Linked DNA regions of Homo sapiens: all the other regions are linked to region 2. Evidence: chromatin contacts called from ENCODE Hi-C or POLR2A ChIA-PET data. All regions are on one chromosome and are shown on one strand. The core of a region is the stretch at or near the end of the contact, and the rest is flanking DNA. Distances in the headings are between cores, read along the strand shown.

Region 1 (4,024 bases), core at 245-2,744, 590 kb after region 2:
CGCGCCGGACGCCCGGTCTTTTTTTTTTTTTTTTTTTAAGACATTTCGGTCTCCACGTTGGTCAGGCTGGTCTCGAATGCCCGACCTCAGGTGATCCTCCTGCCTCGGCCTCCCAAAGTGCTGGGATTACAGGTGTGAGCCACCGCGCCCGGCCGGTTCACACCCTTTATTTGTATTTATTTTTTTTTTTTTGAGACAGGGTCTCACTTTGCCGTCCAGTCTCAAGTGCAGTGGCGCCATCTCGACTCACTGCAACCTCGACCTCCTGGGCTCAAGGGATCTTCCTACCTCAGCCTCCCAAGTACCTGGGACCACAGACGCGAGCCACTGCCCGGCTATTTTTTGTATTTTTTTGTAGAGACGGGATTTCGCTATGTTGCCGAGGTTGGTCTCTAACTCCTGGGCTGAACCTATCCTTCCGCCTCAGCCTCCCAAAGTGCTGGGACGACAGGCTTGAACCACCGCGCCCGGCCTGGTTCACACACTTTAATGGCACTTACCACATACTGCTAGGCATTGAGGTTATTTCTGTAACATCTCTTCTTTTCTACTAGATTCTATGAGGGCAGGAACTAGGTCTTATTTTTCTCTGAGGACAAGGACTGTTAGACAAGTGTATGGAGACGCATCTAGACCAACTGCCTGACTTCCTCTTTCCTCTGGGTTTACTTCTCCCTCCAAGAGGAGGGTTGTGTGTGTGAGCGGGGCGACTGGAAAACATAGTGTTCAGGACGTTGTATCTTGTTCCAGGAACTAAGTACACGCCTGGGTAACTAATGTGGAGTACCTCTCCTTCCCCTGTTGCTATCGCCCCTCTGTGGCTGCTTGGCAAGTAGCTCAGTATGAAGAGCTGACGGAATTCTGCGGTGGGCCAGGTGGCTCTGGCGTCGACTGTTTAAGGCGACTGTTAATGACTACAACACACCATTGAGTCTTGGTCCCAAGGCGCTGGTGCACATGGTACTTCCCGAAATCCCTGTAGGGCCGCTGGAGCAGGAGCCCCGATCCCACGTTTGGGCAGCTGACTCGCCTAAGGCCTCCAGCTGAAAGCGGAATTGCAGGGGTGAGAATGAGCAGACCTAACTACCGGGCTTCTCGCACCTGGCCTGCATTTATTTAGGACCACGATAACCTCGAAGGCCAGGCTGGGGTGCCCGATGGGTCGTGGGCTTGCTGCCTAACTCCCTGAGATCGGCGGGCTGAACAGAGCTTCGAAGTGTAGCGCCATCCTGAGCAGAGGAAGGGGCGCCCGAAGGCCGCGTAGCGGGCGGCAGGGCGGGAGGAAGTAGCAGCTGCTGCTCCCCGCCCACCCCTCTCGCGTGTGCCTTTCCGCTCCACTGTTCGCCGGTGAGCTAGGTGGCGCGAGAGCGGAGGGGAGAAAAGACAGCGGCTGCAGGAGCCGAAGGCCGCGGCTCGAGGTGGGGCAGGGGCGGGCACGCGAGCGTGCGTGCGTGGGCGCGGTCTATAGCACGCCGCGCGCGGGGCGGATGTCCGGGCCGGCTGGGCCGGGGCCGCGGAGGAGATGGCGGAAGGTGGAGGCTGCCGTGAGCGACCGGATGCGGAGACTCAGAAGTCCGAGCTTGGACCCTTAATGAGGACCACACTCCAACGCGGGGCGCAGTGGTGAGCTCCCGGCTCGCTCTTCCTCTATGCAGAACCAGGGGCCGAGAAAAAGGGGCCTCCTTTTTCTCGGCTAGAGTAGGGGCTGGGCGGGGATGGTATGTAGTGACCCTGGAAGAGTAGCCTGACACCTGCCCCTCAGGAGAATAACTCCAGGATCAGCTCTGGGAAAGCGCAGGCGGGGCCTGAGTGTCGTCTCAGTTCATTTGGAGCCCTAGGGGGCGGGCCCGGCGGGGGCCAGGAGGAGGGATGTGGAGAAGGGGAAGGTTGGTGGGGACCCTAAGGGTGGGGAGAGCCCTTTACCATGAGGACTCGCCGTGTGACCTTGGGCGAAGGTGTCACAGACCTGGATTCCTCACTGTTAAAACCAGGATAGCAATATTTGGCTCACCGACCTCAGTGGGTTGAGGGGAAAATCAGAAGTAGATACTTTGTAACTTGTAAACTGCCAACAGATGTCAAGGTCAGAAGCTGAACAAATGTCTGAGAACCCCGATTATTTTGGTAGCAAGTGTCAAAAATATTTGCGGCAGCAGTGTCTTGGAGTGGGAGAGGAGGATAGCCTAGGTCCTGGAGCTAGATAGAAGATGAAGGGTCCAGAATTTAGAAGACCCAGGCTGAGTTATTAGGCATCTTAATAGATTGTTTAGTAGAGGGGACAATACTTTGTACTACTGGAGAGATTCCTGGGTGGTGTAATTGTGTAGGAGTAGAAAAACTAAGGCTAGACTTTGCATCGAGTATGATTGTTACCCATCTTGTTTGTTTTGTTTTGTTTTGAGATGGAGTTTCACTCTTGTTGCCCAAGCTGGAGTGCAGTGGCGTGATCTTGGCTCACGGCAACCTCCGCCTCCCGGGTTCAAGCGATTCTCCTGCCTCAGCCTCCCGAGTAGCTGGGATTACAGGCTCACGCCACCACACCCAGCTAATTTTTTGTATTTTTAGTAGAGACCGGGTTTCACCATGTTGGGTAGGCTGGTCTCAAACTCTTGACCTTATGATCCACCCGCCTCGGCCTCCCAAAGTGCTGGGATTACAGGTGGGAGCCACCGTGCTCGGCCCGAGTGTTACCTATCTTTAAGAAATCATTGTGGTGATGATCTGCCGAGGAATTGAGCAGGAGAATAGAAAAATTGGGGTTAGGAGGAGTACAGATAACAGCTTATGTATTCACCTTGAGCTAACCAGTTTGTGAAAGGCAGGGTAAACAGAGGTACTTTTTTTGTGTTTTCTTTTCTTTTCTTTTCTTTTTTTTTTTTTTTTTGAGAAGGAATTTCGCTCTTGTTGCCCATGCTGGAGGGCAATGGCGCGATCTCGGGTCACGGCAACCTCCCCCTCCCATGTTCAAGCGATTCTCCTGCCTCAGCCTCCCCAGTAGCTAGGATTACAGGCATGCGCCACCACGGCCGGCTAATTTTTTTTGTATTTTTAGTAGAGACGGGGTTTCTCCATTTTGGTCAGGCTGGTCTCGAATTCCAGATCTCAGGTGATCGCCCGCTGTGGCCTCCCAAAGTGCTGGGATTACAGGCGGAAGCTACTGCGCCCGGCCTAGCAGAGGTACTTTTTAAGTTAACCTCTATAGGGTTCATAAAGAATACTCAGCAGAAGTAGAGGAAGTTTAAGATAGACTAAAATCATACAGTAAAATTGTATGGAAGGTATTGCTCAAGGGATTTGGAAGAAAAATAGCATTTTAGAGATGGATGTGTTTATGGATCCTTGTGACCTCTGGGAAGCTGCCTGACCTCCTCTCACATTTGTTGGTTATAAAATTTTAAGGATGCACCAATATAATTGTTGATGCTTTGTTGCTCCACAGAGATTGTTTTAATTGTAAAACAGCATAGAGATACTTTTTTTTTTTTTTTTTTTTTTTTTTTTTGAGACGAAGTCTCGCTGCATCACCAGGCTGGAGTGCAGTGGCGCGATCTCGGCTCACTGCAATCTCTGCCTCCCGGGTTCAAGCGATTCTCCTGCTTCAGCCTCCCGAGTAGCTGGGATTATAGGCATGCACCACCATGCCCCGCTAATGTTTGTATTTTTAGTAGAGACAGGGTTTCACCATGTTGGCCAGGATGGTCTCGATCTCCTGACCTCGTGATCCACCTGACTCAGCCTCCCAAAGTGCTGGGATTACAGGCGTGAGCCACCGCTCCCGGCCAGCACAGTGATACTTTAAAAATATAAACAGGTCTGGTGCAGTGGCTCATGCCTGTAATCCCAGCACTTTGGGAAGCTGAGGCAGGAGGATCACTTGAGGCCAGGAGTTCAAGACCAGCCTGGGCAACATAGCAAGAGCTAGCCTCTACAAAATAAAAATAAAAAAATAAATTAGCCAGGCATGGTGGTATGTGCCTATAGTCACAGCTACTCAGAGGCTGAGGCAGGAGGATCACTTGAGCCC
Region 2 (3,958 bases), core at 1,110-3,609:
GAGGCGGGTGGATCACGAGGTCAGGAGTTCAAGACCAGCCTGGCCAAGATGGTGAAACCCTGTCTCTACTAAAAATACAAAAATTAGCTGGGCGTGGTGGTAGGTACCTGTAATCCCAGCCACTCGGGAGGCTGAGGCAGAGAACTACTTGAACCCAGAAGGCAGAGGTTGCAGTGAGCTGAGATGGCACCACTGCACTCTAGCCTGGATGATAGAGACTTCATTTGAAAAAAAATAAGTAAATTAAATTAATTTGTCTTCTATGGAGATGAATTCTATAGGGTGTAAATTCAAGTTAATGAAATATAGGCAGGATATTAGCCAGGCATGGTGGCTTATGCCTGTAATCACAGTACTTTGGGAGGCCAAGATGGGAAAATTGCTTGAGGCCAAGAGTTCGATACCAGCCTTGTCAACATAGCATAGTGAAACCACCATCTCTAAAAAAAAAATAAAAAAAGAAAAAGAAAAAGGAAAGGAACATAGCCAGGACATTTCTGTACCAAGCAGAGAATGTTATATCTTGACTTAAACTCTCCTTCCTTCCTTCCTTCCTCCCTCCCTCCCTTCCTTCCTTCTTTCTTAACTTTCTCCTTCTTGTTGTCCATGATCATGGCTCACTTCAGACTTGATCTCCTGGGCTCAAGTAATTCTTCCTGCTTCAGCCTGTGGAGTAATTGGGATTACAAGGCTGTGCCACCAAGCCCAGCTCATGGCTCAAACTCTTATAGTGTAATAATTAGAGAAAACAACTGTATAAATGATTCTTGCCCTAAGGGAGGGAACTTGGACTTCTGAGCTAATGAGGAGATAAAATACTGAGTGATCTGTGGAGACCTGGAGAGACTCTCAGTTAAGGAATAGGGCATTTTCTTATGTCCTTACCTAAAAGTGGGGGACATGGGGGTGAGAAAGCTTCCCTTAGACTATGTGCAAGAACTTGATAGCCTTATGCAAAGCCATCTTCAGTGAAAGGCCACAGCTTTGTCACCATGTCAGTCACAGGCCAGTGTTGTGGAAGCAGGCTACAAGTGGCAGCCATCTGAGACTGGAAGAAAAGCCCAGGGGCGGAGCTCTACCCTAACTCCAGTGTAGGGCTTAGAGAGGAAAAGGACACTGCCCCCAGGTGCTTGTGGAGCAGCAGGGAAAGTCAGAGGAGTGATCTGACTTTTTTTTTCATCCTATTAACTTTTGGGAGAATTAACCATAAGGCTGTAAAGTGAATTAATTGCTTCAGAAAAGAACATGAGCAGTGGTGCCAAACACTAATTTTACTTTTTAAAACCATCTCTAAAAATAAGGGTCTTTTGGGAGAGCCTGTTGTTGACTGTTTTCCTGTTGTTTTTATTGCTTTGCGTCTAGGAAATTACAAACAATGATTCTTTGCAATGGTAAATCACCTGGGGAGCTTTTAAAACAATAGTGATGCCTGGCTCCCCAACACTCCACCCTACTCTAAATTCAATTAAATCAAAATCTCTAGGGCTGGTGTCCAGGCATTAGTTTTTTTGTTGTTGTTTTTGAGACAGGGTCTCGCTCTGGTGCTCAGGCTGGAGTGCAGGGCATGATCATGGCTCACAGCAACCTCGACCTCCTGGAATCCCACTTCAGCCTCCCGAGTATCTGGGACTACAGGCACACGCCATCAAGCCTGGCTAGTTTTTGTATTTTTAGTAGAGATGGGGTTTCACCATGTTGGCCAGGCTGGTCTGGAACTCCTGACCTCAAGTGATCCGCCCACCTCGGTCTCCCAAGTGTTGGGATTACAGGCGTGAGCCGCCTCGCCCGTCCTAGTTCTTTTTTTTTTTTTTTAAAGCTTCCCGGCTTATTCTATGTGCCGTCAGAGTTGAGAACTACCGTTCTAGAGCATTATACTGATACATTAAAACGTGGCTACAAATATGTTTTTAGAAACAATTAGTGCGACTTTTGCGCATGCCCACATCCTTTACAGCCTGTGTGGCTGGGCCCACTAATGACATTTATCCAGTCCCCCAAACTTGCACTGTCCTTCCACAATCAGTGGGAGAAACAATCCTAACGTCCCTTTCTCTCACTTGAAATGAACTGCTAGCTGGCTCGGACGGAGAGGCCCAGAGTCCAGGGCTGTTCTGTGTGGGACTCTAGACTCGGAGGAGGCGCCCAGGCCCCTAGAAGGCGGCGCCGGATGAGGCAATCGCGGACCCGGGTCAGGACCTGCCCACGGCTCTGCTGGGACTAGGAGCCCAGAACCAGTCCCTCGGCGCCGCAGGCGGCCAAACGCTAAGGACTACATTTCCCACAATGCACCCCGGGGGCGGGCCGAGTCGGGCTGAGCGGCTGGAGCTGGGCCTTGGCCGCGAGAGGCCGGCGAAAGCTATCTTCCTGCACCGGCGGCCGGGTGAGGGCGGTGGGAGGGAGCGGTGCCTGCGCTGTGGCCATGTCTGTGTACGCAGGGGGCCGGGGCCCCGCGAAGCTGTGCCCTCAGGCCGGCCCCGGCCGGACACCCTTACCCCTCCATGGGTCCGGCAGAGGGCAGTGACCGGCACCTTCTGTGCGTCCTGGACTCCTCTGAGAAACAGGTGAGTTGACTGCCAGCCCACGTGGCCTGGAGGCACCTAGAGACTGGAGAGCTGTCATCTTTGGAGGGAGGGGCTTGAAGACGGGGGCCTCCAGCCATCAACGCTATCGTTTGCAATGGGAAGACTGTGTCTCCCTGCGGTCCCTCAGCCGGCTAGTCCCCAGCTGGGGAATACAAAAGGCGAGATCTGGAACCCATCCTTTGGCTGGGAGGGCGAGATCCGGTAGGGGGCAGTGGCCAGGTAGGACTCTCCCCACTCCCCCACCCCCGCCCCGCCAACAAACGTACACATATTCGGCCGGTAGAGTCTTCTCAAAAAGCAACAGAGGTAACTGGGATGAGCGGGGCAGCACCTGGAAGGGGCTTGGGTCTTTGCTTTGTTGTTTTTAGACGGAGTTTCACTCTTGTTGCCCAGTCTGGAGTGCAGTGGTGTGATCTCAGCTCTCTGCAACCTCCGCCTCCCAGGTTCAAGCGATTCTCCTGCCTCAGCCTCCCGAGTAGCTGGGATTACAGGCATGCGCCACCACGCCCAGCTAATTTTTTGTATTTTTGTATTTTTTTAGTAGAGACGGGGTTTCACCATGTTGGCCAGGCTCGTCTTGAACTCCTGACCTCAGGTGATCTGCCTGCCTCAGCTTCCCAAAGTGCTGGGATTACAGGCATGAGCCACTGCGCCTGGCCGGACTTTGCACCAGTTTGCCTGGTGCAACTGGGTTGTCCCTTGTACTGGGTGAGCCACCCTTTCTGGGCACAAGTTTGCAGAGGGAGAGTGAGCACCCTTTGTCAGGGAGGGAAGTAACCGCCAGAAGTGACAAGGACCAGACTGTGATCTCAGCATGGAGTAGGCATCCTGCTGAAGCAGCCATAGCACAGCCTCACCTGGGCCTTGTCTGCCACACATCCTGTATCCTGGCACCTCCTTTCCAGACAGGCCGCTCCAAAGGGTTAAGGTGAAATGAAGTGCTATCCAAGCAAGAAGAGGGAGCAGGAGTGGTAGGGAGTCAGTAGGGAGGGGCTTCTGAAGGCCTTCTCTGCTCCAAGGCTGCCTGAGTGAGAGAGGCACACTACAAGGGCTGATTGAGCCAACTTGTTTGGTGACATTGCTCACAGGCATAGCAGGGCACTTCTAGGAAAAGCAAGGCCTGGGGCTTCTAGAGGGGTTGTCTGAGAAGGGTTCCCTGAGAAGGGGCATCTGGGGCTGGTTCTAAGAGACCTCCTTTGCCTAACTTCTTCAATTCTAGCCTCCCAGGAGCTTCAGTTGCACAGTTGTGGCTCCAATGGGGGTTGGGGTGGATTTTGCTGTGATTCACTCAGCCTCCCTGTCTGAGTTTCCAGAGTAAGTATTCAGAGAGCTGTTTGCTTCATCAGGCCTCTGGCTGGACCCCAGACTGACCTAGG
Region 3 (4,262 bases), core at 1,388-3,887, 520 kb after region 2:
AACTCTTCACTTGCCCAGTGCCTGGGTGAGGGAGCAGGCTTAAGAGGCAGAAGAGGCCCAGCCCTGTAGGCACTGGGTACTCCCTGCTACCAACCCTGAACCCCCGGCAGTTGTCCCTGAGGTCTGGGGAGTAGCAGAACCCAGTGTAGAAGCCAGCAGACCCAGTGATGCCCTTGGAGACCCTCTGCTGCCTTCCCTTATTCTCTGTGGGTTTTGAGAGGTTCGTTTGCTGCCATTTCCCTGAAAGTGATGGAGAGAGAGAAGAGAGAGTGGTTATTCCATGGGCAGAACAGTTGCTGAAATTGGCTCTCCCAAGCTCCTTCTTGGGGGCTGAGCTAGGCTCAGTAAGGTCACATAACAATCTAGACCTCTCTGCTGGTCTCCCACAGCCCACCCTGGGCCCAGCACCTTCTCCCTGCAGACTCATTCTTCTTCCTGGTTCTCCATGTTAGTACGGCATTGCCATCCTTCTCTAGTTTTTTTATTCTTTTTATTTATTACTATTGTTATTACTTTTCTTTTTTTGAGACGGAGTTTCACTCTTGTTGCCCAGGTTGGGGTGCAATGGCAAGATCTCAGCTCACTGCAGCCTCCACCTCCCGGGTTCAAGCAATTTTCCTGCCTCAGCCTCCCAAGTAGCTGGGATTACAGGCGCCCGCCACCACACCCAGCTAGTTTTTGTATTTTTAGTGAAGACGGGGTTTCGCCATGTTGGCCAGGCTGGTCTCAAACTCCTGGCCTCAGGTGATCTACCCTCCTCAGTCTCCCAAAGTGCTAGGAACAGGCGTGAGCCACCATGCCCGGCCTGTTATTTTTTTTGAGACAGAGTCTCACTCTGATGCCCAGTCTGGAGTGCAGTGGCGTGATCTGGGCTCACTGCAACCTCTGCCTCCTGGGTTCAAGTGATTCTCATGCCTCAGCCTCCCGAGTAGCTGGGATTACAGGCGTATGCCACCATGCCCAGCTAATTTTTTCTATTTTTAGTAAAGACGGGGTTTCCCTATGTTGGCCAGGCTAGTCTCAAACTCCTGACCTCAAGTGATCCGCCCATCTCAGCCTCCCAAAGTGCTGGGATTACAGGCATGAGCCATGGGGCCTGGCCTCTTCTCTAAGACAGAAACCTGGGCAGTGGCAGCCTTTCTAACCTCTAGCCCTAACTCTTGGACCCCTTTATCTACTTGCCATGAAGTAGGCATTTATAAAGGCAAATTAGATCAGACCACAGCCTTGCTGAGTTAGTCTTTCAATGGCTCCCAGGGTCCAACAAGCTCTCACGTTCAAGCTCCAGCATCACAGTCTTACCTATTCTAATATGTCACCCGTATTCTTCCCTCTTAGCCTTGCTCAATCCATTCCCTTTGCTTGGTACACTTTGTCACCCTGTGGCATTTGATCTCGGCTTAGGTGTCTTTCTTGGGAGAAGCCTTCCCTGACCACCCTTGCCCCATGCACTGCCGCCCTCCCCTAATAAATCCCTGGCTCCCCATGAGCAGGGCCCGGGTTGTCTTTGTTCTCTGGGCCTCGTGTGGCCCCTATCACGTGATAGGGGCCCAGAGATTATCTGAATGAATGCCCTGATTAGTGAGCGCATGTTTTGCAGAAGAGGAGGCTGACCCTGATGAGGTCAATGTGCTCAGGACAGAGATTACTGCCTTCCCAACTGAGGGGATTGTGCAGAGTGGAATCCAACAAACCTGTCATTTCATCTCTCTGAAATTATGACAATACCACCACCTATCCTACAGGCTGCTGAACAGCATGATGATGGACTGTCCAGACCTTGGTGTCACCCTAACTTGAAGCCTGAGCTCTACGTGCAGACTTGAAGCTTGCTGCAAAGGCCATTAAGCTGGTGGGCTTAAAGCCTGAGAACTCCCCTCTCTGTCACCAGCACAGGAGTGTCCTTGGAATGCCAAGCATGGGGTTGCGGTATGGACAGATTTACTCACCACGAAGGGAAATGCGTGGAGCCATCAGGCGTGGATCCATTCTGACCACCCAGACCTGGAGGCAGAAACACATCCAGAGCTGCAGAAGGCTGGGGTGGGAATCTGAGCAGGCATCAGCCCAGGTCAGGTTAGAGACCACTGGTATTGTTTGGTGAAGTCTGGTGAGGGTCCTAAGGGACTAATGGTATTGCCAGGTGAGAGTTCTGAGGAACAGATACAATGTGATGGGTGGACTGGTGGGGATTCTGGCGTAAAATGGTATGGTGGCATGAGTCAGGGCACAACGTTAAGTTCTCCCATCCAAGTACCTGGCTTAGCTTCCGAGGTCAGATGCGTTCAGGGTAGTAAGGCCGTGAACCAATGTTAAGTTCTGATGAGCCTCTTGCAGGATAGTGGGGAACCCAATGGTACAGTCGGGAGAGGGTGGGGGCGGGGGCGGCCAGCCCACGGAGGTTCGTAGGAAGCCTCACCTGGACGGTGATACAACCCGGTCACTGTATTCCCGTAGAACCCCCACGCCAGCTGGATGCCCAGGAGACTTAACACCAACCACAGCAGCAGCAGCTTGAAGAGGGTCACGCGCATGTCCTGCGCCTCCCACTCCCGCAAGAACTCGCTGCCCAGCGCGCCCAGCACCGTGGCCGGCAGAGCCTGCAAGGCCTGCCCAGACCAGGACTCCGCCATGACTGGCCCTCGCCCCACCCGGGGTACTGTCACCGTAGTCCCCACCACGCACGCGTGTGGTCTTCCGGGACCAGGCCCGTTAGTGCGCACGCGTAAACCCAGCCAGGGTGGGGCCTACTTCGCGTGCGTGAAGAGTTGGCAGTTCGGGGAGGAGTATTAAAACCGCGCACGCGCACCTAACCCCACCCTGCTTGCTTAAGGGATGAGTGACTCCGGGAGTACAAAATAGCAACCAGGTCTTTTATAGCCCCGGAGTTCCCGTGATGCCCCACGCGGCTGCAATGATTGGTTAAGGGTTTTGCTTTTAGGGCGTGGACGGGCTCCTGAGCAATAGTGGATGAGCTGTGAGTGCGCGCGCGTGCGCGGGGCCGCGACCTGTGCCGGCTCGAGCCCGCTGGGCACTCGGAGGCGCGCACGTCGTTCCCCGCCCTCCCGCCGCCGCCCGCCCTCGCTCTCTCGCGCTACCCTCCCGCCGCCCGCGGTCCTCCGTCGGTTCTCTCGTTAGTCCACGGTCTGGTCTTCAGCTACCCGCCTTCGTCTCCGAGTTTGCGACTCGCGGACCGGCGTCCCCGGCGCGAAGAGGCTGGACTCGGATTCGTTGCCTGAGGTGAGCGGAAGGGTTCCCTCCAGGCGCCGCGGGGCCCCAGGCCCGCCAGCCCGGTACTCTTCCGGCCGGCAGGCCGCCGCACCGCCGCGGCCGCGCCCCACCGGCTGCTCGTGGCCGAGCCGCCCCTGGCCCCTGACCCTTGACCTGACTCCCAGCCCGGGCCCCGCGCCCCAAGCGGCGACCCCGCCCGCGCAGTCCCCGGAAGCGCGCCCGGTAGTCTCCTGTGCCCCTTCCCCCGCCCGGCCGGGCCTGGTGGAGCCCAGGCTGCCCGCCTGCCCGCCCTCGGTCCCCGGAGCTTCCTCTCCCAGCGGCGCCGGGCAGGGCGGGGGCTTTGGGCCGGGCCCCGCGACCGCGCAGTGTAGCCGGCCGCTGAAAGCGCGCGTGGCTGTCGGAGTTGAAATGGGAAAGAAACTCTTTACAACTCCATTTTGCTTTTTACGTTTAACGAGAAACGACAATCACTGTTTCATATTGATTAAAGTCCAGTTACACTTTGGGTAGGTTTTCTTTTAATGCAGACTTGTTGGAGACTGTGTAAGTAAGTAAAAGATTGTATTGAACGCTTAGGGGTATGATCTACGGCCATACCACCTGGAACGCGCCCGAACTCGTCTGAAAGCTTTGGGGTCTGTTTTGAGTGGAAAAGGGGTATTTTCCATTTGGAAAAAAAAAACAACACACAAAACTGTAAATGATTTAAGCGATGTTGCATGAAAATAGATGCAATGTTGCTTAGTCGAAGTCGCTGTATTGATTAGGAATGATCTAAATATCTGTACCTTAGTTACTGATTGGATCTACAGTTACGGGTCGTCTTCATTGAATAGCGCTATTCGCATCCAAGTTGATTTGTTCACAAACCTTGTTTAGTAGTTTACGGTGGAAAATTGGAATCCTTTTTACCTCAAAGTTGGTTCCACTTGTGTTTTTTAATAGTTCTGATTTTAAATTTTTACCTCTGTTGTTGACTTGTTTGGTTCTGTCTTGAAGAAAGTCTTAAACGTTTCTTGCAGGTGTGTAAG

The links. Hi-C counts contacts between places; a loop is a spot of excess contacts on that map. ChIA-PET counts read pairs that join two places held with the same protein, here RNA polymerase II (POLR2A). Pooled maps may share reads with other maps.
Region 1: a map of breast epithelium shows a loop between it and region 2 (15-fold over the local background). The contact joins the promoter of USP4 here to the promoter of MON1A in region 2. A Hi-C loop is called at or near these places in 1 of 168 maps with a recorded cell type or tissue (breast epithelium) and 4 of 50 pooled maps. POLR2A ChIA-PET finds 5 or more read pairs at or near these places in 3 of 52 experiments (Caco-2, GM12878 and activated T-cell).
Region 3: a map of CD4-positive, alpha-beta memory T cell shows a loop between it and region 2 (5-fold over the local background). The contact joins the promoter of TCTA here to the promoter of MON1A in region 2. A Hi-C loop is called at or near these places in 1 of 168 maps with a recorded cell type or tissue (CD4-positive, alpha-beta memory T cell), 1 of 37 single-sample maps with no recorded cell type and 6 of 50 pooled maps.

The regions. Positions count from the first base shown.
Region 1 is chr3:49,337,523-49,341,546 of GRCh38, reverse strand. USP4 (ubiquitin specific peptidase 4) reads left to right here and starts at 1,494. Exons shown (of 22, transcript NM_003363.4): 1 at 1,494-1,623. The coding sequence starts at 1,523. RefSeq lists enhancers at 874-933, 1,024-1,193, 824-1,323 and a silencer at 1,364-1,553.
Region 2 is chr3:49,928,212-49,932,169 of GRCh38, reverse strand. MON1A (MON1 vesicular trafficking associated A) reads left to right here and starts at 2,359. Exons shown (of 6, transcript NM_032355.4): 1 at 2,359-2,561. RefSeq lists a silencer at 2,303-2,652.
Region 3 is chr3:49,410,798-49,415,059 of GRCh38, reverse strand. It overlaps TCTA (T cell leukemia translocation altered), which reads right to left and starts at 2,637. Exons shown (of 3, transcript NM_022171.3): 1 at 2,420-2,637; 2 at 1,950-2,004; 3 at 1-240. The coding sequence starts at 2,633. The coding sequence ends at 198. It overlaps RHOA (ras homolog family member A), which reads left to right and starts at 3,084. Exons shown (of 5, transcript NM_001664.4): 1 at 3,084-3,240. RefSeq lists enhancers at 2,425-2,834, 2,770-3,064, 2,963-3,937 and silencers at 2,905-3,204, 3,265-3,544, 3,555-3,644.